Regions from separate parts of the Mus musculus genome. Here all the other regions are linked to region 3. The links are chromatin loops, found by intact Hi-C in ENCODE. Cell type or tissue: left cerebral cortex. All regions are shown on one strand.

Region 1 (8,000 bases), 400 kb after region 3:
CAGAAAGCTTTCTCTAATGCCCTCTCTTTTGTTCAACTTTCTCCATAGGCCCACCTCAGCCATATATTGCTTAGGCTTTCCCTCCTATAGGAAAGAATTGGCTTACGTGAGGTCGCTCTTCTGGGGAAGGCATGATGGAGATCTATTCACTGAACACGTTTACTCCAACGGCACAAACACTGCACAGAGAGAGCTTCTGACTCAGGGAATGAGGAGGGTGCTTGTCACTAAGCCTGGCAACCTGAGCTCCATCGCTGGGATTCACAGGAGGGAAGAGAACCAGCTTTTGAAAGTCATCCTCTGACCCCCAGGCACAGGTCCCCACGCACACACCCTCATGTGCATGCACATACACACAATACATAGATAAAATATTTTTAAAATCTGGCTACCCTATGTGGTGGTTTCTTTGTGCTTGGCCCAGGGAGTGGTACTATTAGGAGGTGTGTGTGGCCTTGTTGGAGTGAGTTTGTCACTGTGGATGTGGACTTAAGACCCTTATCCTAGCTGCCTGGAAGCCAGTATTCTCCTTGGAGCCTTCAAATAAAGATGTAGAACTCTCAGCTCCTCCTGCACCATGCCTGACTAGATGCTGCCATACTCCCACCTTGATAATAATGGACTGAACCTCTGAATCTGTACATCAGCCCCAATTAAATGTTGTCCTTATAAGATTTGCCTTGGTCATGGTGTCTGTTCACAGCAGTAAAACCCTAATTAAGACACCCTACAAACTAGCGTGGGGTTCAATTTTCCCTCCATACATGGAGGATAACTCATACATAGTGGAATATTATTTAGCCTATAAAAGCATAGTGTGGCAAATGGTACAACATGGAACCTTGAGGAAAATAAGGCCAATATAGTAGGCAGTGATGAAAAGGCACATGCTCTGTGATTCCACGTATCAGAGGCTCCTGCAGTAGCCAAATTCAGAGACAGAAAGCAGAATGTCAGGAGCTAGAGGGAGAGAAGTGGGTAATCGCTGATCAACGGATCCAGAGTATCTGTTCTAGAAGATGGGAAAGATCTGGAGGCGAGATGTGCAAGATCAGGAACATGGAGTGAGCACTACTGGACAGTTCACAAAGGTTGCCACAATGTGTTCAATATCTGCCGTGGTTTTTCAAAATTCGTGGAGGAAGACTCACAGGGCTGATAGCAAGAAAGGAATATAATCACATAAATGCTTTGCGAGGTGCAGTGTTTTTTCTTTCAGTCCACAGCACACATACATACAATACACATGATTGTATGTACATATTACACACATGATCACGTGTATACACATCAGACATATGATCACATGAAATGCCTAGTACAGTCTCTCCTCCTCCTATTGTATGCACACACACATACCCCACATGTTAACATACACACACACACATACCCCACATGTTCACATACACACACACATACCCCACATGTTCACATACACTCAGATATGCACACGTGTGGAGACTCACAGGCCTCTTCCTCCCAGCTGTCTCCTGGCTCCCTGACCCAGCGTTCTCACTGCATGGGCACATTGCTGTATTAGATAGCCTCTGTCCTCAGGTGTGTCTTCTATCTGTAGTCTGGAAGAGTCTCACATCTCTTATACTTCCTGATATAAATTCTCATTTCAGATGATTTTAAGACCCTCTTTGAATATTGATCCAAACATGGAGCATCTTTAAACCTAGTCACAGCGGGGACTGTGGAATCAGACATGAATCATGTGTGTGTGAAGCACTTCAGACATTATAAAACATCTCCAGTATGTTGACACGTGTAATTTTTTAAACAGAGGTCCCCCATTTAGGGAGGAAAAGAGTTTAGGTGAGATAAGTTCAAAATCTAACACATAGAGGACAAAGTTGAGTGTGAAGTCTCCATGCCTTAGCTTAGAGGCTTCTCTGTCCTTTTCTTCTTCCAAGTAGGTAGCAAGGGGTAGGTCAGAAGTAAGTTTACCCAAGGCCAAAGGACCTGCTGTCCTTACGTCAAGCATAAAGTTGATTGCTCTAGAATAAAGGACCAGGATGTGAATTTTTCCACCAGGTTAGGGATACAAGGCAGGAGCTTCCACAAGATCCAGCCCTGTGAGCAAAGACTTCTGAGCCAACAGGTAGCCACAGAAAAAGAAGCTTCAGTTGAGGCATTTCCTCCAGATGTGTCAAGTTGACACAAAACTAGCCAGTACAGAGGGTGATCTGGGCACACCATAGACACTACCTGACACAAGCAACAAAGATTGAAATTAATGAGACAGTCTTCCCATTTGTAAAATGAGGCTACTTAACTACCCACCACTTCAGTGTTCTTATCTGTGAAACCTGTAATGTAGTATTAGCCATGTGCCATATAGCATTTGAGTTGATGATGGGCCCCCATAGACAGGATCCCATAAATCATAATGACAATGATGATTTGTTCCTTTAGCCTGGTGACATTACATGTTTCCTTACCTGGCTTCAGCACTGTTGGTATCAGCATACCTACCACTCTGGTGGCCAATCATAGAAAGAAAATGACTCCTAGTGACACATTGCTATCCCCACAGATCACTTCATCGATCAGCCCTAATCTGGAAGCTTCTTCTTGCAGCAGGTGGGAATTAACACAGAGACCAACCGGACAATGTGCAGAGAGAGACCTTGGAGAACTCATCTCTATATGGGATGCCTTTATCAAAGTCTTCACTCAAGGCTCAGGAGACTATTCAGATGAGGAGACAGAAGGAGTGTAAAAGCCAGAGGTGTCTGATGACTCACTCTAAGGGAAAGAGCATCCTCCAGACACAATAGGGCTGATAAACATGAACTCACAGAGACTGTGGCAGCATGCGTGCACAAGACTTGCAAAGGTCCAAACCAGACCACACACCACCACTGAGAAGAAGTGAAGACAAAACCCCTCCCCTAACCAAAAAGCTGTTTGTAATTGATACCTGCTGGGAGAGGAAAAGTCAGTTATCTTCAAAGAACCACACTCCAGGGCAGATCCCATGCCCAGAAGAAGGTGACCAACACAAAACAGACTCTGTGGGCTTTTAAGGTGATGTGTGTTTAGTTCCAGAATCTTTTGTTTGTTTGTTTGTTTGATTGATTGATTGATTGATTGATTGATTGGTTGGTTGTTTTTTGTTTGTTTGTTTTTCTGTTTTGAGAGAGAGAGGCAGAGGCAGAGGAGAGAGAAAGAGAGAGAGAGAGAGAGAGAGAGAGAGAGAGAGAGAGAACATATAGAGAGGTGGGGAGATCCAGGAGAAATTGGGGAAGGGAGATAATATGATCAAAAATGTTGTATGTAAAAATTGTTTAATAAAAGCAGCATAGTGACACATGAAATAACAGAAAGCATGTAGTATTTGATCATGATAACAACCAATTAATTATGTGGCTGGCTTGCTGTTTATGCATTTATCTGTATTTATTGGGTTGTTTATGCAATTGATAATAGCGTGTTTTTCTTGGTCATGTGGAGAATACCCCTACTTATTTAAAGAGTGTTGATTGTGAAAGTGCACCCTGGGACGCTGGCAACAGCTCCCCCAGTCTTGTCTTTGCTGTGTCTCTGTCGCTTTAAGTGGCCATATTCCCTGACTGACCTCCAGCATCTAGGCTTGTGTAAGAGATCCACAGGGTTTTCACACAGGAAGTCACCTGAATTTGATGGTACATCTCTCAGGACCTGTTTTAATTGTTAGTCAAAAAGTGACTGCAATGCTTGTATCCACATCAGACAACTCAGAGAGGGCATTTTTTTAAAGACCAGAAATATCAGCTCCTTAATACATATACAAATAAGACAGCAAGTACCTTTGGCTGGGCCTGTGGCTCTGGCTGAACAAACTGGTTCACCAGATGAAGATTTCTGTAAGGCAAGAGGGACTTGGGTAATCTGTGAGGACTTTAAAAGCACCTTCAATAGCGCTAAAGCATTTTGTTGGATAAATTTCATAAGGATCCACATGGCAGCTCCTACCCATTATAACTTCAGTCCTATGGGGATTTGAGACTCTCTTCTGGCCTCCCTGGGCACCAAGACCTCAAGTGCTGTGCAGAGTTACATGCAGGCAAAACACCCATACCCCTAAAATAAAATGGGGGGGGGGATTTTAGAGGAATCTCAAGAACTCAATTTTGTAATTTCCCTAAACTTCAGCATCTGACACATGCCTTTTAAAGCATCATCAAACTCCATCAAAACCAGTGATTTTTACATTCTTAAATATTGGTGGATGTCTTGTAAGATGCAATCATAACAGAATCTGTTAAGCATTGTTGTTGTTGGGTTTTTTTTTCAACCTTGAGTCTGTAGTGGGCTCTGCCCTATTCATCTCTCAGACACAATTACTGGCGAGCTTTTAATGCAGCCCACAGCTGCTTACAGGCACCAACCTGCTATTCTACTAGCTGCCTGCTGAGCTGAACTAGGAGCCAGAAGGGAGTCATTTTGATGGCATTTGAGTAGCACAAAATGTGAGTTTTCTCTTGAGAGGGCTTTTGAGAATTAGAGGGAGTTAGTCATAGTTTCCAGTGTGAGTATTTTAACAGTTGTGAAATTATGAAGGGCTGACTCAACAATTCCAGTGTTGCAATATGTCACTTCACTGTCTTGTTACTTAAAATTACATGCTTCAGGAGACGATGACTTTTAAAAGAACCCAACCAAGTCTGGAAAGAAAAGTGAGATATGCAGACAAAGCAAGGGGAAAATTATAAGATTGCCAAACACTTAGGAAGCTACTTAACAATCCCGAGCTCATCTAATATGTTTCTTTTTCTTAAATAGCATGTTTCTCTTCTCTGTGAATTATATAGTAGAAGCACACTTATTAAACAGTGATTCCTTTTCAGTATACAAAACCAATCCAAACTGGATTGAATATGTTACTAAATTTCTAAATCAGTCACCTCCTCAGTATCCTTTTGGGTAGGTTTAAAAAAAAAAGATGAATAGATTATCATCAGACAAAGATGATTAAGCCTATTCAAGAGGACTCTTAGGCTGTTGCTCAGCCTCTTCATTAGATAACTCCTCATTAACTACCCTAAATGAGCTACAAATAGCTATCAGGTCCTGTCCTTTATATTTGAAAATTAGACCCTTAGTAAGCAGATGACTCTTGAGGTATTTTCTAAGGATTTGAAGTTTTTCAAGCATGCCGCTATATTTCCCCATTCAAAATCATATACTCATAACACAGCTAGCCAGGGTTAAGAGGAAGCAAAAAAGAATCCAAAAGAGATGGTTCTAATGAGCTTGGTTTCTTTAACACGGTGTGATAATTAGGTAGTCCAGCCAGAGCAAAGGCCACACTGGGAAAACTTGAGATTATAAATAGCTCCACGAAATGTTAAATGCAAATCTAGAGGAGGCATTATCCTTTCAGGAAGCATTATCCTTTCAAGAACTGAACAAACTACAGAGTAGGACATGTCCTTGCATGAACAGTCAGGAGCTATAAAGAAGGGGGACTGGGGCTGAAGGGACAACTTAGCCTTCAGAGCACTCACTGCTCTTGAACAGTTCAAGAACAATGCACCCATGTCAGACTTCTGCTCACAACCACCTGGGCATCTAGCCCTAGAAGATCTAACTCTTTATGCTGGTGGCCACTGGCACTCAAATGCACATGTGCACACATAGACATATCATGATCTATGGAAACCTACTATTGTGTGAGCTTCAAAAACATGTACACAAACACATACACATATACATGTATAAAATAAGTGGAATTACCCTATACCTAGGGACAAAACATCTTCCAGATGCCATAAGTTATCAAAAAAAAAAAAAAAAAAAAAAACAAGAAAACAGCGTCCAGTGTAAATTGTGTCTCTTCATGTTGGTAATAAATCTCATAGACACCCCCTCACCAAAACCAAAATAACCTATGCCATCAGTCTTTGTTACCCTCCTAAACTTGATGGTAAGATCCTGTTGCTGAAAATACTTGAGCCATAGAACACGGAGAAATCAACTGATACTGCCCTGAATACTTCATCCCTACTGGCTAGCAGTCATGGAATCAGAGGCATTGTCCATATTACTGTGGGAGAAAAGTAACGGTTTACTCAGCTGTGACTCCTGTAAGCTACAGCAATGACCAGCCTGGCAGCCACTAAAACACAATAGTGTAATAGTGGCATGAATGTCTCTGGAGTAGCAAACCATTTTCTGATTGTATTTGAGGTCTACCCCACAAGATGGAACTCATGCCTACTGCAGTTAACTGAGCCAAAAACCTAGGGCTTAGTGTATCATAAGCTCTAGGGAAGAACCTATTACAAATATTCTAATAAATGGACATAGTATAAATTGTCCCCAAACATTTATCTTTATACCCATTGATTCGTGTGGCTCTCCACCATCATCAGAGAAGCTACTTTTGCAGGAGATGATGTTGAATACAGAGACTCACACCTGGTGGTCAAAGTGCAAAGAATAAGAGATTGTGGAGTTATCAGCCCTAAATAGGAAACCTATAGCACGTTCTGTTTCCCAGTTCTCAAGGATTATCATGGAAGAGGGGGGCAGAAAAAAACTGAGATCCAGAGGTAGCAGTAGATCACTACAGAGAAATAGTAGCCAAATTCCAGCATGGAAGGCAGAGGGACTTATTAGAGCTAACTCCTAATTGAGGAGCTATTGGCAACTGTGGCTGGTGTGGGTACGAGAATCGGTTTTCTTCATCTGTGGCACCTGTCATGTGACCTGTGTTCCACTGGATGACTCCTCACCTGGGCACACGCAGGCACCGATGAGAAGACTCAGTAGGGTTAGGAAAAAAAAGAGTAGATGAAATTGGGAATTTCTTCTGGGTACAACTTGCATGGGTCTTGTTCATATAGTCACAGTTGATATTAGTATATGTGTGCAGCAGTCCGGTTATATCTGAGAAGCATGGCTTCGCTACAGTCATCTATTAGCTCGTGTTCTTAAGATCTTCCTGCTCCCTTTTCCATGATGATAGCTCAGCCTTGACAGGAGGAGATAGATATGACATAGATGCTCCATTTAGGACTAAGCTTTCCACAGTTAATCCTCTGCACTTTGACCAACGTGATTCTCTATAGTAATCACCCTCTCCTGCAAGCAAGAAGCATCGATAATGAGAGCTGCGTGCTGTGCTGCTTTATGGGTATAAAGATAAGTACTTAGGAGGCAGCTTAGTACTCTGTCCATTTAGCAGAATAATAGAGTTGGTTCTTTCCTAGGGCTTATGGGCTATCAGGTCATGAGTTCTTGGCTCAGTTAAAAGTAACAGACATGAGTTCCATTTCATGGAATAGAACTTAAACTGAATTTTTAAAAAGTTGTTGCTTGCAGCCCCATAGGAGGAACAATATGAACCAACCAATGCCCTACAGAGCTCCCAGGGACTAAACCACCAACCAAAGCGTGCACATGGAGGAACCCATGGCTCCAGCTGCATATGTAGCAGATGATGGCCTTGTTGGACATCAATGGGAAGGGAGGTCCTTGGTCCTCAGAAGGCTCGATGCCTCAGTGTAGGGGACAGGAAAGCAGAAGTGGGTGAGTTGGTGAGCAGGGGAAGAGGGAATGGAATGGAGGTTTTTGGAGGGGAAACAAGGAAAGGGGATAACATTTGAACTGTAAATAGAGAAAATATCTTATAAAAAAAAAGTTGTTGGTAACTCTGATAATATTCGTGTCACTATTGCACAAATGGGCAGTTCCCAAATCACTTGGTATTGAAGCACACAGTGTTCACAGCTGGATAAGGCTATTGATTCTTTTCCTCCCTAGTAGTGGGCATAGTACCTCCTACTATGAATAATGCCAGCCGGGAAGGAAGAAGTTTCCAGATTGGTACCAACTGACTCTCTCCATGTTCTGTGACTCAAATATGTGGGCCTCACCATCAAGTTCTGGAGAGTAACTATGATCAATGGCAATAACCTATAGTATTTGGGGGATATGTCAGATCCCACTGACCAACAATTCAAGAAGAGGTAACCCACACCTGACATTGGGTTGGTTGTTTTGTT
Region 2 (8,000 bases), 420 kb after region 3:
AAAAGAACACCAGTGGGTTTACAGATTCTTAGTGTTGTGTGTTCTACAGACTTTGACTTGATTCAACACCTGGCACCACATCACAGAGTAACTGCAATGCCCAGAAAAATTCTCTGTGCTTTGCTTATTTACCACCACCACCCTTGTCTCTTTTAACCCTAAGTACCCTCTGTCCTTTTCTCTGTACCCATACTTTTGCCTTGTCCAGAGTTTTATATATTTAGAATCATGTCGTCTGTCTGGAGACCTTTCAGACGGGCTTCTTTGACTTGTTTAAGTTTTCTTTATGTCTTTGTATGACTTCTTAACTCAGTCCCTCTCACCACTGAGTAACGCCATTACCTTTACTTGCTACATTTTATCCATTCACTTCTTGATGAGCAACTTAACTGCTTCCACGCTTGAGCAGGCCAGAATAAACCTGCTGATAGCATCAATGGTCTGATGCTGGTTTATTGTATGAGCTTCAGCTTTTACCATCTTTGGGTCCAAACCTCCTGAAGAGTTTGTCTGTTGGGTGGTGAGAACATGCTTGGCTTTGTGAGAAGTTGCCAAACCATCTTCCAAAGGATGCAAGGCAGTGACGAGCCCTTGACTGAAATAACCTCATCCTCTAGGACGGGCAAGTTTCCTTGCAGAGTCACATGGAAGGATGGACTCCAGCATCTCTTCTACTTAGATCTTTCTGGCCAGTTTTTTAAATGCCTTGGTCCAGCTCTCCCTCACATTTGGGCCACATCAGTTTCGAGAGCTAGATCTTATGATTGGCCATGGAAGCACCACCCTTTTCCTGACAGGGCAGGAAACTACCCTCCTGTTTCACCTCACCAGCCAGAACCTCTGACCCTCTGGATTATTCGTCTGGTATTAATACAATGGGTTAAATATAATACCTTCTGTGGTATTAGAATACATCATCTTCCTCCAGGAAAGCTGGAGGATATATAACACTAGGAGATAGTTGTGAGTGTGCGTGTGCAGGTGCGGGTGTGTCCCAGCCAGAGTGGAGGCTCTTGCAGCCCACGTTGCATATCATATGAGAGCTACTATCCTGTGTTTGCTTACTCCTATGGACTGGTTTTCAGGACTCACCTGACAATGAGGGTTTCATAAGGCTCCTCCCCCTTAGCAGCCAGAACTATAAGCTCTGCCTTCCCAGAACTATAAGCACGCCAGCATCTTGGCTTAGCTTTTAAGCCTCTTGACAGCTGTGTTTATTTGGCTTCTTGGCATCTCACTCTTCACGTGCACAGCTTAAAGACTGAGAAATGGTTTGGAGAAAAAAAATGCATACTGACTCCATTTTCTTTGGTTCCCATCTCGATGTGTTTATGGTCCATCAAGTCCTGGCAACCTTGCATCCTGAACTCCAATTTTTTTGACGGAGACAAGCAAGGAACTGTCACTCTGTTTTGATTCTATACCCCAGAGGCCGTTGCATGGCTCAACAAATGCTCCCATGACACAAGAGGAGCTCTAAAGGACTCACTTGGCTGCATTGCCCTCCTATGCCATTCTGGTCCCTCTAGAGTCCCGCATCTTCGATTGCATCTTTGATGCTCTCAAGCTACTAGTTCATACTTTTTTAATTCAGCCGTTGGTTTTTTAGTACAAGGCTTTTTTCTGCTCTCCTCCTTCAGAGCCAGAAATGGAAGCCCTCCCTCTCTGTTTTTCCCCCAAGAAATAAAGCAGGTGGCACATTCTCTTATTTGATAAAAATGTCTTTCTGGTGGCTTTAAATGTGAAAGCTAATTTAACAAACAGCAAACATTCACGGTTCACAAATAACACCTTTTCTTAAAAAAAAAAAAAAAAAAAAAAAAAAAAAAAAAAAAAAACAAACCTGTAGCTTTGCTCTATCTTTAATTTGGCCACTTAATGTTTCAGAGGAAAACTCTAATGGAGGCTCAGTTTTTTGATCTTTGTAGCAGGTATAACAGGTGTTAAAATTAATTCAATTAAACCTAGGAGCAAAGCAATGAGAACGCATTTGATAAGCTACCAGTCTCTGCACAGGTTTTCAGAATAGAAGGTAGAGAGGAATTGCTCAGTCCTAGAACCGCAGCTACCACTGAGGAAGAGGTTGGTAAGGGTGTGAGTATGTGAGGGGGGGGGCGGGGGGGCGGGGTGACTCTGGGAGGGGGCGAGGAGGATGCTAGGAATGCTGGGCCCCACAACTTCCTTGTCACCAGCTGTTTCCGATTCAGCTCAGCGTTGGGAGGTGAGATGAGAAGCCTCTTCAGGCACCTTGAGATGTTTCCACCTTTTCCTTTCTTCAAGCAGAGTCACACCCAGCTCTGCCAGGTCCGGAACTCCACCTCTAACTCCACAGAGCTCAGCCCTGCCTAGAGCACTGCCTTTAGCCTCCTTCTCCGCCCTCCACCTTCCAGGTGCAGGCATTTCAGTCAGGAGCCACCATGCCCAGCTCTACTTAGAGATTAAGGGAATGTTCCTGCTATGGTCTCTTATTTATTAGCATTTATTGAATGACTGCGCTTACAAAAAATGGTCTCAATGAAACGAGGTCTGCACAGAAAAAATAAATAAGATAAGGAAAAAATAAGGACATATACAAAGATTGTGACTCTGGGTGAATTCTTTTGTTTATTTCACCAAAATTTAGAAATACCTGCATTACCTTTTTAAACAAACAAACAAACAAACAAAACTATTTCTAGAGACCATCTCCATACACAACAGTGTGCATGGTATGTAAGTGTGTATTTTTAACTTACATTTATGCAAAAACAATCCGTGTGACAAAAAAAAAAAAAAAAAACCTGGCACAGCCCTCCCCCACGCTCCCCCACCCTTTCCCACCCTCCCCATCCCCTCCCCCACTCAGGAACAAAAAGCCCCTCAGTGTTCTTATCTAATAGTGACTTCTCCTGATATATCTGTATCATATTTTCAAGAAAAGGCCGGTTTCTGACCTGTGATAGGCCTACCTATGTGTTGGGTAGATCCAGGTCCACACCTTGCACCTGTGTGCCTCTGGTCCCCTCGAGAGCGCAAAGTTAGACCCGCCCTCATTCTGCCCCTTCCTGTGCCCGGGTGTTGGAGTCCTTTCCTTTCAACTTATCCCTTCCCCATGTCTCTCCCTGAGCCCCGGTCTCACTCACAGCCCCACTAGCCCGGCCCTTGGCCCACATTAGACTCTTTCATCTCCATTTTGTGAGTTTATCCCCGCAGATCCCTGCAAACTCCTGGAGGTCAGAGCTGAGCACCTCTGTGTTCCTTTTTCCAGGCAGGTTGTCTACACATGCTATTAAACTAGACAGGCGCTCTTCCTCATCCCTCCTTTCCCACTCGCCCAATGCTCAGAAATCAAACAAAGCCAGAGGGACCAGGACACGCCCTGGAGGAGCAGGAGGGGACCTGGGACCAGCTTCTCCTGTCTATCAGTAATTAGAGCGGTGGGGGAGGGGCTGCCCTTGGCACAGACAGGTCCTTAAAGGCTGCTGCCCCAGAAACTGCCTTCAGATCGACAGCCAAGGGAATCGCGATGAAAAATTCATCAGCTTCTTACTTTCCGCGGCCCAGCTGCGCCTAGCAGATGACCTCGGCGGGGACAAGCCCGCTGTGAGACACCGTCTGGTCGCTTCGAGGGGGCCAGCCCAGGCCTGCCGGGGAGCACTGCACCGCTGGGCTTTGTGCGTGCGCCATGAGCACGCGCCTATGAGGCCTAGAAGTACCACCGAGGTTTGACTGCTGGGGACCAGAGACAGTCATCGGACCTTTTGGTGCAAGCTACTGGGAGCCAGAGTGTCACTCTCTAGCAGGCGCCTGCGGTCCATCTTGCCCATCATACACTGTCCTACACAAGGCGCGACCTACTAGTGGAAGCAATACCAATTGGGTGGGCACCTGGGATCGTGGAAGCCCTGTAAGCTATAAAACTTCTAACCCTGGAGACTGGTCATCCTAACTAGACCTTACTTTCATGCCACCACCTCCCACCTTTGCTGGCCCCAAGCTGCCTCCTGAAGTTCTGGATGGGGTAGGTTCTCTTGAGCTGGGGTGGCCTGGGAGGATGACAGAGATCCAGTTGGGGAAATGCTACTGAGTTGCAGGTTTCTGGAGGCCTCTCCAGCCCCTGCCATCTGGGCACTGCACAGACAGACGCTGCGTGGGTCCCTAGAGCTTGCCACCTCCGCGCCACACTGCCAGCCATGCCGCTGCGGCTGCAGAAAAGCCTCACGTCCGAGATTGCTGGACCGTGGGTGGGGGTAGGGAGCGCAAAGCGAGACTAGGCGCGGGAGGCGGGGGAGCGGGGGGCCACTCCTGGACTCTGAATTTTAAAGTTGTTTTCTTGCAATCACACTTTAATATGCACCGATGTCTGGTCTGCGGACCACGCAATGTAGTGAGATGCCATGTTGGCCTCTTTGGAATCCGCAGTAGGTTTTTTTGTGCTGTTCTGCTGGGGAATCAAATGTGGTGATTAGGGAAGTTTTATATTCAGGTCAGGCTTTCCCAGGACTAGAGAATGTACTACAACTTAGGCCAACATCGCCATCTGGTGGTATCATCGAGGGACTCGAGCAGGTGTGGGGAGACCAGAGGAATGATGTCATGGTCTGCAATTTTTTTCTTGAGGGGCGGGATGCTGGCTGGCTGCGGATCTAGTATTGCCTGATGCATTGTTTCTCGGATTTGGGGTTTTGCTGTTATTCACAGGTGAATCACCAAGTAAGCAAGGGTCCTTCCTAAAACTAATACCTTACATTTCACCCCATTGCAGAATTGAATTTAAACCTAAAAGACCCAATGGCTTTGACAGTCTTGAAGCAGGACTCCTTATGTGATCTTTCCTGGGTCCGTCTAAGTTGTTCACTTGACAGCCCCTCCCCGAGGTGTTTCTCCCTCCGGAATTCAACTGCAGAATCATCTGTGTGTTCAGAGCCCGCTTGCATTCTTCTGAGTTTCCATTCCTTCAAGACTAAGGAACAGGCTTCACACTGCCTATAAGCATAGGGTCCCATCTTCAGAGGCATCTCCCTGGCTCCCTTAGTCACTCCTCTGTTCTTTGCTTTACCAGATCTGGATAGAAAAGCCAGCTCCCTTGCTCCTCTGTACTTCTGTCCTCAGCATCCCTCAACACTTTGCCCCTCACCTTAGCTCTAGCCAACAACTGACAGCAAGCACCATTCTGCCTTGCCCCTCGTCCCACCCAAGGCTAAGAAGAAAGGGTGGCCTGAGGTCGCTGAGTGGGCTGGCTGCACATTGAAGGTTCAGGTGAGACCGCAGTGCCGCTTGATGGTGAGCCGGCGTTGATTCCTGCACTGCAGATCTTCTCAGTTTCTTCTCCTCTTTAGCTTTGTGTCTGTACAATACTTGGCTAGTTCAGAAGCAGATCCTCCCACTTTCCAGACACTCTTGCTCCTCAATGTTGCCTCTTCTACCTTAAAGTAGTTGTGTCACTGCCTGGCCTTTTATTCTCTCTTACTTCGGAGGAGGAAAAACAAGAAAACAAAAACACAAAACAAAACAAAACAAAAAAAACCTTTCATCTTTTGCAAACCCTGTGTATCTGCTTTTACCTGCAACACAAACTACTGCCTGCAAGTAAACAGGGGTGGGGAAGAAGAAGCCCCTAAGAAAATGTACAGAAAGAATGGCTACTAGCATTCTCAGAAGAATGGATAAAAATACTGAATGCATTTTATATATGTGTGTGTGTACAAGAATAAATATATATATGACTATATATGTGAATACATATTGTATACACAAGAAAGGGAATAGTAAGAAGACAGAAAGGGGATTTTTAAAAGTTTTAAATGCTAGTAACAATGAAAGATTGAAAAATGTAACATTTCACATAAGCTTCCCAGAAATTCCAATAAAAGGCAAAAAAAAAAAAAAAAGATTGACCAATTTTTATCCAAGAAAAGAGAAAAACAAGATGAGCTCCACAACTTGAGGGGATCGAGGCAAACTGATATCGATCAAATGGGATCCTTTGTCTTAAAAAGTCTTCCAGAAGGCTTGGCATGCCTGTGCATAAATCCTACTCTCAGCAAACCAAAAAAGAGGGTTAGCTCATTTAAGGCCAGCCTGGGCTCCAGAGCAAAACTCTCTCAACAATAAGTCTTTAATAATTCCAAAGGGACAACAGCAGAGCTTAAACCAAAGACAGGGCTCATGCGTTGAGCAAAGTTCCTTGGATAGTCTCATTTACAGCAGCTGGAGTTCACTATTCCATACAGGGGAAGTCTCCTTCATCAAATGGGGAAACATGTCTACTGAGTTAGCAACCAAGAAAACGGACGTTATTTCGAAGTGAAGGAGACTTAGCATGGGTCACTGAGTTGTTACAAGAAGAGAAAACAAATTGGGAAAAAGGTATTTCTAGAAATTGTAATCAAACACACACACCTCTGTAGCTGCCTTCAGGAGTCAATGCTTGTGGGAGGCCATTCCCTGTGCCTCTCCGCTGCTGTTCAGGAGCTCCAAGGGTCCATGATATCACTGAGCAGCAATTCCTGACACTTGCCTGGAAATGCCCTGCCAGAAACCTAATGGTGTATGTTTCCAAAGTTTAAAATCCTGTTAAGGCTGGAGAGATGGCTCAGTGGTTAAGAGAACTTGCTGTTCTCTCAGAGGACCTGGGTACCATTCCCGGCACCCACATGATGGCTCAGAAACATCTGGAACTCCACTTCTAGGGGAGCTGATGCCCTCCTAGGACCGCTGCTGACCCCAGGCAAGCACTTGATGAACACAGAGACATGCAGGCAAAACACTCATACACATAAAATACAATAAATAAGTCACCTTTTTTTATTTAAAAGGAGGTGTGATCTCTAAAAAACCAAAAACAAACAAAAACTGTGACTGCCTTTAACGGGAGTACCTAAAGAGAGTGATTGACAAAGTGCTCTGCGGAGTATAGTAGGCAGGCTTTCAGGCCTGATGATGAAAGAAGAATGTAGAAGAATGAGGCATGGGACCTTCTGAAGACTCTCTCCTAGAAGATACAAATGAAATGAATAAATATCCCAGAAGAATAGTTTCCAGGACGTAGGAATGAATTACTGATGGTGGTAAAGAAAGCTAGAGGAAGGTGATACAAATTTAAGACTAACTCAATAACAGACTCCAGAGAAAGCACAAAGTCATACAGTAAAGCAAACATAATCATAGTCCAATATCTGGCTTTGCTGTGAACCCTTCCTGTGGTCATAATTATATAAATGTTGAATATTAACTTAAGAAAATTCTGAGAAATTTTATTACCTTGACAGAGCAGTTGGGAGAATGAGCATAAGGATTGGTGGGATTTGAGATCTAACTCTGCATGTTCCACAATAGAAATTGAATACGTAGACTCAATCATTAAAGAGGAAGAAATTAAGAAATGGGAAGTAGCAATATGAGTAGTTATTCATATATCTGAAAGTATATCATTAAATAATTTTTCAAATATAGAGTGGAATCTGGAAATAGGGCAGAGAACACTATAATGTGGAGCTATAAATCACAGGGAGTTGTACACTTGTCTTAATGATATATATGCATCCTTGTCGGTTATCTTATATGTAAAATTCAACATTGTCAATCACATATACAAATTTTAGGTTGTTGTACATAAAACTCAATAAGAAAATTTTCCATCACAAGTAGGAAAAGACTTCCCTACATCCCTCTTTCTCATAGAACATTCATTATCTATACAAACTTATGGTGAGGATGAAATGACAGCATTTTTGCTGTCAGGGTGAAGCAATGGATGTCAGTGCTAAGAGGCATGATTTATTCATGGAGGGAGAAGCTGATTGAGCAACAATTAATTATGATTCTCTTTATTCAGCATTTTTTTAGACAGTGTCTTGCTATATAGAACAAGCCAACCTCAAACACCTGATCCTCCTGCCTTTGTCTCCAGAATCCTGGGATTACAGTCATGCGTGACCACATCTAGAATTAACCATCATTTTCTATCAGAAGTTCATGTAAGTGCAGTTATTTGGGGGCTGGGCTATTGAGAGCACAGA
Region 3 (8,000 bases):
AAGCTCTAGTTGGAGCATAAAAATATGATAATTATTGAGACAAACTATGTTAGTATCTAGAGTTAGATGAAATGGATATGGGGTTGAATCATGACGGACCTTGTCCAGACAGGGAAGTATTCCCTTTCCATAGGGGGTGAAGCTTTTCATCACGCTATGGGCCTGATGGTGAGTGGGTAGACTCCTCTCTCTGAGCATGGATGAGCACAGCTTATGTAGGTATAAGTGCTGGATGAGATGGGGCCTTCCCTTGATTTTATTCGGGGGGTGGGGGTCAGCAGTGACACTTCTCATGTGACCTATTCTTACCATCCACGGTAGCTGTGAAGCTGTTGTTAGCTCAGTGCCTTCTAGGTGGGAATGTGGGTCTGGAAGCCTGCCATGCCACTGGGCTTGCCCGCTTTCCTGCACAGTTGCCTCGGCCCATCTTGAGCATGGGAATAAGAAGCTTCATTGTTGAGAACCACAGAACCCTGTTAAATCGCTGCTCACACGCTGTGGGTCACAGCACTTTGAAAAATGTATGTGCTGTCTGCAGACCAGCTTGCTTCCTTCTGTGGCCCCTCTTCTCCAAATGGCAACTGCTCACGAACAATTAAAATGCCAGGGAGCCTTTTCCCCCAAGACTTAAAGCAGCTTTTGACAATCAACACATGGAAAGGCAGAGAAAAATTCCAAGTCTGCTTTTAATAAAATATACTTTTCTCATCAAAATATTTTGATAGCACAGAAAAAGAGATGTATGCTCATTAAAGTTTAACGAGTGTCTCCCCCTGCCATTTCCCATATGAGGATCACGCACCATGACTCATGAAGGGTGGGTGCTGGGCATAGTTAAATAGGGACAAATTTAACTCAAACCCAGTCTCTATCGCCATGGGGATGAATGAAACTCAAGATGTGCCCATTATGATGTAAGAACCTGGCTACTGACCCATGTAGTTTGGTGGATGTAGCTTAGGTTCAGATAGATAGATCTAGTATCATTCCAGGATGTCTAGATTTGCATTAAAAAGGAAGATGGGGGGGTGGCAGGGGGTTGGAGAACATCTGGATTCTAGCTTTCAGGCAGCTACATTGCTGGGATCAAACCTAGGAGTCTTAGAAGGCAATGTTTTGGGGCCAAGACTTTGTATAACTGTTGGGAGGCAGAGTTTTCACCAAAGTCTTTTTCATGGAGCCAATGACAAAGCTTCATCCAAAACATTCTAGACTCAACTCTAAATGTCTCTACATGCTCTGCTGAGCCTATCTTTAGTCTTCCTTGGCTCCCAACCTCTACCCTAAACAAAGCCACTTCTGTGATCTACCCTACCCTCCAAGCAATTCCCCATGGTCTCTCTGGTACCTACATGTATCTCTCTCCATCTCTGATGGTGGAATGATAACCATTCATTGATGACAGCCTATTCCCTTGGTCTAAATTCTTGATAATTCATCAGAGCTGTGATCTCCCAACTTTGCAACCCGCAAACCTTCCTGTCTATGCTGCCTATAAAAGTCCCAGTGTGAAGAACAATGTGGCCCAAAGGTCACATCACACCAAGAGAGATCTGGGAGAGGGGTTTCTGTCCTTCCTTGATCAGGTATGTCCATGAGATAGTCATCCAGAATCATGTACCAACTGTTCACTGTGACATAGTTATCACACATCCTTGGCCCAGTCAACACAAGGATGCCATGATGAAAGAATTGCCATTGCCATTCTCACTTCAGTGGAAAAACAGACTCTGGGAGGCTCAGTGACTTGGTAGGGTTACATGGGTGTCCTGTGGAGAAAACAGCTTTAAATTCCCTTGGTTGCAGGGCTCATGGTTTGGTCACTGTTGTATAAGGCACTAACTTCTCTGGGTTTCTGTCCAGTGAAGGTTACAGTAATACCTATCTCTCAGATAAGATGATACAAGGGCATTACTAAAATTCCAGTGTTTAATATCTCTCAGCTGCTGCCACTACTGTCAGCATGCTGGCTTCCGCCTCCTCCTCCTCCTCCTCCTCCTCCTCCTCCTCCTCCTCCTCCTCCTCTTGCCTGCAGAATGAAGCTGGAAGGATCTGTCCTCCTAACTACCTCTTTCACATTTACCCTGTGCCTGGTTTATCCATGCACAGCATCTGTAAGAGACTCAGTCTTCTGTGAGCCCATCCATGCTTCAGAGGGATGGACAAAGTATTCTAGCATTTTCCTAACACTTGATGAGGTGACATGTTGCAGGTAATTTTGGACCACGTGTTTGGAACCCTTGTGGGCTTTGTACTTTTAGTGTGTTTGGAGTTCCTGCTTTATGCCATTTATCTTACTTAATTCTCTGAAGTGCTCTCCCACATTGCAGTCCAACAGAGTATTTTCTTACCATCTTTCCAGTACCCCCAACAGCAAGCCCCTTCCTTCCCTTCCTGAGCCCTCCCCATCACTCCCAGTGCATAACTGGCTTCTGAAGGATACAGCTCTGTTTTACTATGTCTCCAGTGTCACAGGTGCCTAGTGCCATTCCCACAGTTTCTGAAATCCGGATCTGTCACAGCTGGGTGATATCTGAGTGGCATTAGGGTGAGCAGTCCCTTTCCCTGGCACATCTCATTGCCTGTTTGGATTTACTTTAACCTTGAAATTAGTGGGGTTAATGGTTAGGGCTTGTGTGATAGTGTCTCATCTATAGTTTTTCCAGTCTTAGCCCTGGACAGTATAGATCTTCTTTCTCAGAAAATGGCCTTGACTCTGAATGTCCAACAGAACCAGAACCCCTGCTTCTGTCATGGAAATTAACTCAAACTGAACCCAATCAACCCTGGTTCCAGTCCTGCCCTGGTCTACTAGCATGCAGAATGAGACCTCTGTAATTCTGCCATGGGGAGTTCAGTTGCTCTCAAAGAATCTTAAAAGATAGAAAAAAAATCCAACCTTTCTAATTAATAATACCCCAAAAGATCAAAAGTATCAGTTTCTTCTCTACACACATTTTATTATCAGTGGTGCAATTAAATTCTATTTTGTGCTGTGGTCTGAACACTTCACAGCTTGGAAAAGCTTCTCCTGAGATCTTGGCAGGGACAAGCCATTGCTTCATAATGAGGTGAACATGAGAACTGTCTCTGGTGGGAAAGGCAGAGATCTGAGCATGGGCACAGGCTCTGCTTACATCCCCCTCAGAGCAGCAAAAGATGCCTTTGCTATGTGGCTAAGGGACATCTTCAAGATCTCTGACTATGGAGAGCCAGTGTGCCTCCTGCTGCTGTGGTCCTTGTGCCCCCAGCTAATGAATTCATGCTCTCAGGGCAAGATGGCACTCCTGGAGTAACCCAAGTGCCCTGTTTTCCTGTTTAGCATTTGTTTCTGACTCTACCTACAGAATTCTGATTCTCCCTCAGCCTCATTTGCATTCTGCCTCTTCAGGCCTGTTGTGCAGACAGTACCAATCACAACAGGTCTATGGTAAGTGACTGCATTTCAAGAACAGAAGAGAGAGAGAATGACATAAACCTCCCTAGAGGTAGAGGGTCTGACATTCTGTTCTTCAATAGGCCCTATACATATTCAGCTTTGCGTGAGCCTCATTGTGGGGTGCTCCATGTACCATCTATACACAACCAGATTTTGAGAAGAAGTGGATGAGGCAATTCTCATTCTGCTTCTGTAACTGGACTGCTGGGGTTAGAGACCTAGCTCTCCATCTTGATGATGATGCGATCTTGCACGAGTTTTACAGCCCTTCTGCACTTCAGTTTTCTCACATATAAAGTAGAAACATTTGTACTGCTTACCTGTAGGTTTTATTGAGTGTTGAAAGCTCAGTTATATATGTGATACTTTGATAGCAGCTGCCAGGGTCCAGTATATAAGCAAGCAGAGCAGCCATATTGAATGCCACACAATAGCCATTAGCTTAAAAAGTGGTTCATAAGAAACAAAGCTCATCTCTCACTCCTGCCCAGTGTCCCATCTCTGGGGCCACTTAGATTACTTGGTTACTTTAGGATACTTCATGTTAGGAGGATTTATACTGATCACTCAGTCTTTTCAGAGACAAATGCTCTCCAGACACCAGGGAAGTTATTTAAGGCCACATCCAGGTGGCATATAATACCACTCTCCAAGGTGACCACTAGATGCTTGGCTTCCAGTGCTTGGAAGGGGTCTTGGTAAGGCTGTCTACTGATGCCACCAGAAGCTAGCCTACGCTGCTGAGAAGCAGGTAACCCACTCCCCTGGCTTTCCTTTACCAGTCCCCATGAGCAACTTGAGAAGAAATACCCTGTACTACCTGGACAACCAACTCTGTGCTCTCTGTACAACTAAAGCCATGATCCAAGTGGGAAAAAACAAGCCATGGTGACAGAAGCCAGAAAAATGTGTCATCTTGGTATGTGGGGTAGACTGTGAACAGGATAAAGGCAGGAAGGAGCTCTCTGAAGACCTGGGGATCCTCTATATTTTCATCTAGCTGGTGCTTATAACGGCATATGTATATTCAGCTACTGCTCCCCAGCTCTACACTTCAGCTTGCACATCCTACTGCATACAGTCACACCTCAGTGAATGACATTACTGCCCCAGATGCAGAAGGGACAGTGTAGGTAGTTTGTAAGCCTGACCCACTTTATTCTGAAGACACAGAGAGTTCTGAGTCTCTGTCTCCATCACACATCTTTATCTTCCTCCACAAGTGTGTTTATACCACAGGTTATATTTATATCTGCAGTCACATCTATATATTTAAATAAGGAGAGGAGTGTTATATGCATGCGACTATATATAGAATATTTTACTTCTTTCAAAGAACAGGAAGATCCTAGCTCCATTATGTCTTTTGGACACCCCCTCCTCCCCCCACACATGCACACACAATCTGGCTACTGACTAAGCACTTTGCCCTCCTTTTTTGTCTGAGATGAGATGTTCACTGACCTTGATGGTGATCTTGGGGATAGTCAGTATTATGGACTTTTGTTTGGCCAGGACATCCCTGGACTCGTTGATGCGTGCCGTGACGAAGAAGTGCAAGAAGCCCTGTTCTAGAAGGTGGCTCATGTACTCGCCCGCTCTGACCAGCACCTCCTTTTTCTTGGCTGAAGGGAGGAAAAACCAACAAGGCGGACATCAAGACCTGGACGAGATGGCATATGGCTCACTTGCCCTCTCCCATCCTCCCCTCATTAGCACACAAGTCACCAGGAAAAACAGCAAAAGACAGATACAAGGAGTCAATCAGGGACAAGCTCTCCTGTCTCATGGGTGAAGAAAGAATACACTGGAAATGTAATAGTCAGTGGGGTCTTACTACAGAAAAGAGTTGTCAAACTTTCGAAGCATTGTGTTTGCTGCTGTAAAATGGAAAGGGTAAACAGAGATATTAAAGGTGAATCCTAGGAGCTTCAACCTTGCAGGCTCTGACCTGAGCCAAGGCAATCCCAAGATGGCAGAAAATGAGCATAGAGTGCCCTCGCTCCTCTTTGTGACTGGAGAGACCTCTGTGTGGAAACCTTACTGCTAGCTTTCAGGGTAGAGAATAAGCCCTGCAGAATGGCATGGAGGATGGGAAGTAGTCTCATTCCTCTTTCAATCTCCATGGGGGCTGAGGATGCAGAGTTGTATCTGTAGCCTGGGTCCATTTGCTCACTCTGTGACTCCATTTCCCATAGCCCAGGATTCTAGAGCCCAAAGGACAGTTCTGTAGGCTGAGCCCAGGTATGTATGTCCTTAGAGACAGTGCATTTTGTCCCTTGATGTTTCCAGGGATAATAATAAACAGTGGTCTTCTGGTTTTTCTTAGGGGAATGTGTTTGGCTACTAGGTTTCTTTAGGGCAGCAAGACTTGTGCATCTTCTTTGTACCCATCTTTGCAGGGGTTCTTATCACCACTTATAGTCTCAGCCCCAGGGCTCCCTTCTTCTTGGAGGCAGACCATTCTCTCAATCACAGCACTGAAGAAATGGGACTGTGCACCAGAGCCCCAGAGAACACTGCTCCTGAAATAGTCCATTATATAAGTGCCATGTTGTGCCACCGCACAAGAAATTGTTCTAGATAAAGTTTATTAAACGCGGCAAGAGAAGGAGGAATAGATTTTCACTGTATGAGTGGTGGAGATGGGAGGTTGCCAACATCATTTATGGTGTCTGGGGAAAGCCAAGGGAGACACAGGCTGGAGCTGCCTCATCTCTTCCAAAAAGCAAAGGCAACTAAATATAGCCAAGTGACAATGATAACACCTTTGAAGGTACTGGTTGGTTTAAGTTATTCAAATCTCCCAAGCTGACTCTAGCCTACACATTCCCTTTAATCACCAATCTGAAGTCTGCTCACATTCTCCTTAGAAAACTTTACTTGCAGTAGAGGCACTGCAGGATGCTTGCTTAGGGTCAGACATGTGTGATTTTGCAAAAGACTAGGATTGACTTCAGATTGCAACATGCGTTTTATTGCATGCAATTGATGCCACCTACCTACATTAATTAGTAAATTTGCAAAAGAAGAATGAGGTTCTAATTCCCTTGAAGTGATCTGGGACAAGCCCTGAGTGGTCTGACTGATGGAGCTGTATTAAAATCAACTTGGGCTTAGGTTTGGTCCCTACATGAATTGACTCAATTGAGAAATACATTACATCATTTTAATCCATTAACTCATATAGAGTTATCCCCTCATTTTTAATATTTGCAGGGGAAAGGTTTATTTTGGATACAATCCGTCATGATGCGGAAGGCCCAGGAGCAAGCGTGAGGCTGTCATGTCTGGTTGTGTTGCTTCTACAGCCAGGGAATGGCTTGAGTCCATCCTTTAGTTGGGCTAAGGAGACAAGGAAGATTGAAAGGGTGCATGTGAGGTTGGAAAAGGACTGTGCTCTATTTCTGGTGTAGAGAGATGTGATGAATTATAGTTCCACTCAGGGCCCCAGTTCACACCCATTGGTTCAATGTCCTTGCCCATGGGAGGATCTAGGTTCTGTTACCTTCATGTCTTTAACCATATAAACCCAGTCTGAGTTTCCCACCCTGTTGGAAGGTAACAGGAATTCCAAGGCATTTCACACCTCTCACTCATGGAGTTTCATCCACCCCTTCCTCTCATGTGCACAGGCCAATCAGGTGGACTCGATCTTCAGGACTTGTTCTTAGCACTGTCAACACGACCACTACATTTCAGCTGGATGATGATTACAGCATCCTAACTGGCCTCTGAGCTCCATTCCTGCTTCTGTGAGCTTCTCATCACAGCAGCCAGTGTGATCCTCCTTATTTTTTAATTTAGAAAGTTATCATTGTGTGGGTACAATCGTATGAGTGGAGATCAGCAGATAAGTTACAGGAGTTTGTTCTCTTCCTCTACCATGTGGAGGATGGAACTCAGGTGGCCAGACTTGGTGGCAGGAAATAAAGCCCAAGTTTGTATGAGGGGTGATATTTATTATATGAGTTAAGCCCATCACTTTTCATTGCCTGCTTTTGTTCCTGTTTGAATCTGGTTTTGTTATTGTATGTGAATGACAGAGGCTTGGAAATTTATAAAGAAAATAGATTTAGTTGATTTAGTTTAATATTAGTGGTTGGAGCATCCAAACAGCATGGTGCTGACATAACAGGAAGGGAACTGGCCATGTGCCCAAGGGGCCCTATTTGCAAAACAGCCCTACTTTATAATAAGCTGCTTTCCCAGGAATTGACTCACTCCACAGACCAGTACCAACCCTTCCAAGGTCAATTAGGATCACATATCCTAGTTATCATCCACAAGGTGCTGCCTCTTAAAAACTCCACCTTCTCCTATCATCAGTTTTCACACTGAGGACCACACCAAGTCAAACAAGAATGGTTCTTCATCCTTTGTGTCTCATTGAGCACATTAGATATCCTATGATACCAATGGGATTCTTCTGGCTCAGATAACCTCTGTCAGGTCTCTCTGTTCCACACCACCCAATTACAGAGATAATTTTTTCATTTTGTGGTTGCAATGCCTGCAAGGCAAACATGTCTCTCCTTCTTAGTCTGTTTTGTATTTTCCT

What was found. Peaks named below come from ENCODE experiments on the same cell type or tissue, not always from the same donor. Only the 100,000 strongest peaks of a DNase experiment are listed, where the experiment ranks them.
Region 1: a loop joins it to region 3, with 7 times the contacts of the local background. A loop is called at or near these places in 2 of 42 quality-filtered maps.
Region 2: it touches region 3 in a loop (10-fold over the local background); 4 of 42 quality-filtered maps call a loop at or near these places.

What each region holds. Positions count from the first base shown.
Region 1 is chr13:37,286,339-37,294,338 of GRCm38, forward strand. No RefSeq gene overlaps it. Among named protein-coding and RNA genes, the nearest start is that of Gm30600, 41 kb to the left of the region's middle. In left cerebral cortex, a CTCF peak has its summit at 4,387; a DNase peak (open chromatin) is centred at 4,531.
Region 2 is chr13:37,308,227-37,316,226 of GRCm38, forward strand. No RefSeq gene overlaps it. Among named protein-coding and RNA genes, the nearest start is that of Gm40913, 21 kb to the right of the region's middle. RefSeq lists an enhancer at 2,740-5,584. In left cerebral cortex, a CTCF peak has its summit at 4,530 (motif pointing left); DNase peaks (open chromatin) are centred at 1,238, 1,635, 3,518, 4,193 and 2 more places; H3K4me3 peaks cover 495 bases; H3K27ac peaks cover 1,899 bases.
Region 3 is chr13:36,887,903-36,895,902 of GRCm38, forward strand. It overlaps F13a1 (coagulation factor XIII, A1 subunit), which reads right to left. Exons shown (of 15, transcript NM_028784.3): 13 at 4,904-5,064. The region is part of intron 2 of Gm30489 (a long non-coding RNA gene); the gene reads left to right. Among named protein-coding and RNA genes, the nearest start is that of Gm30489, 68 kb to the left of the region's middle. In left cerebral cortex, no CTCF peak of the experiment used is centred here; DNase peaks (open chromatin) are centred at 432, 3,090, 3,962, 4,514 and 3 more places; H3K27ac peaks cover 2,079 bases.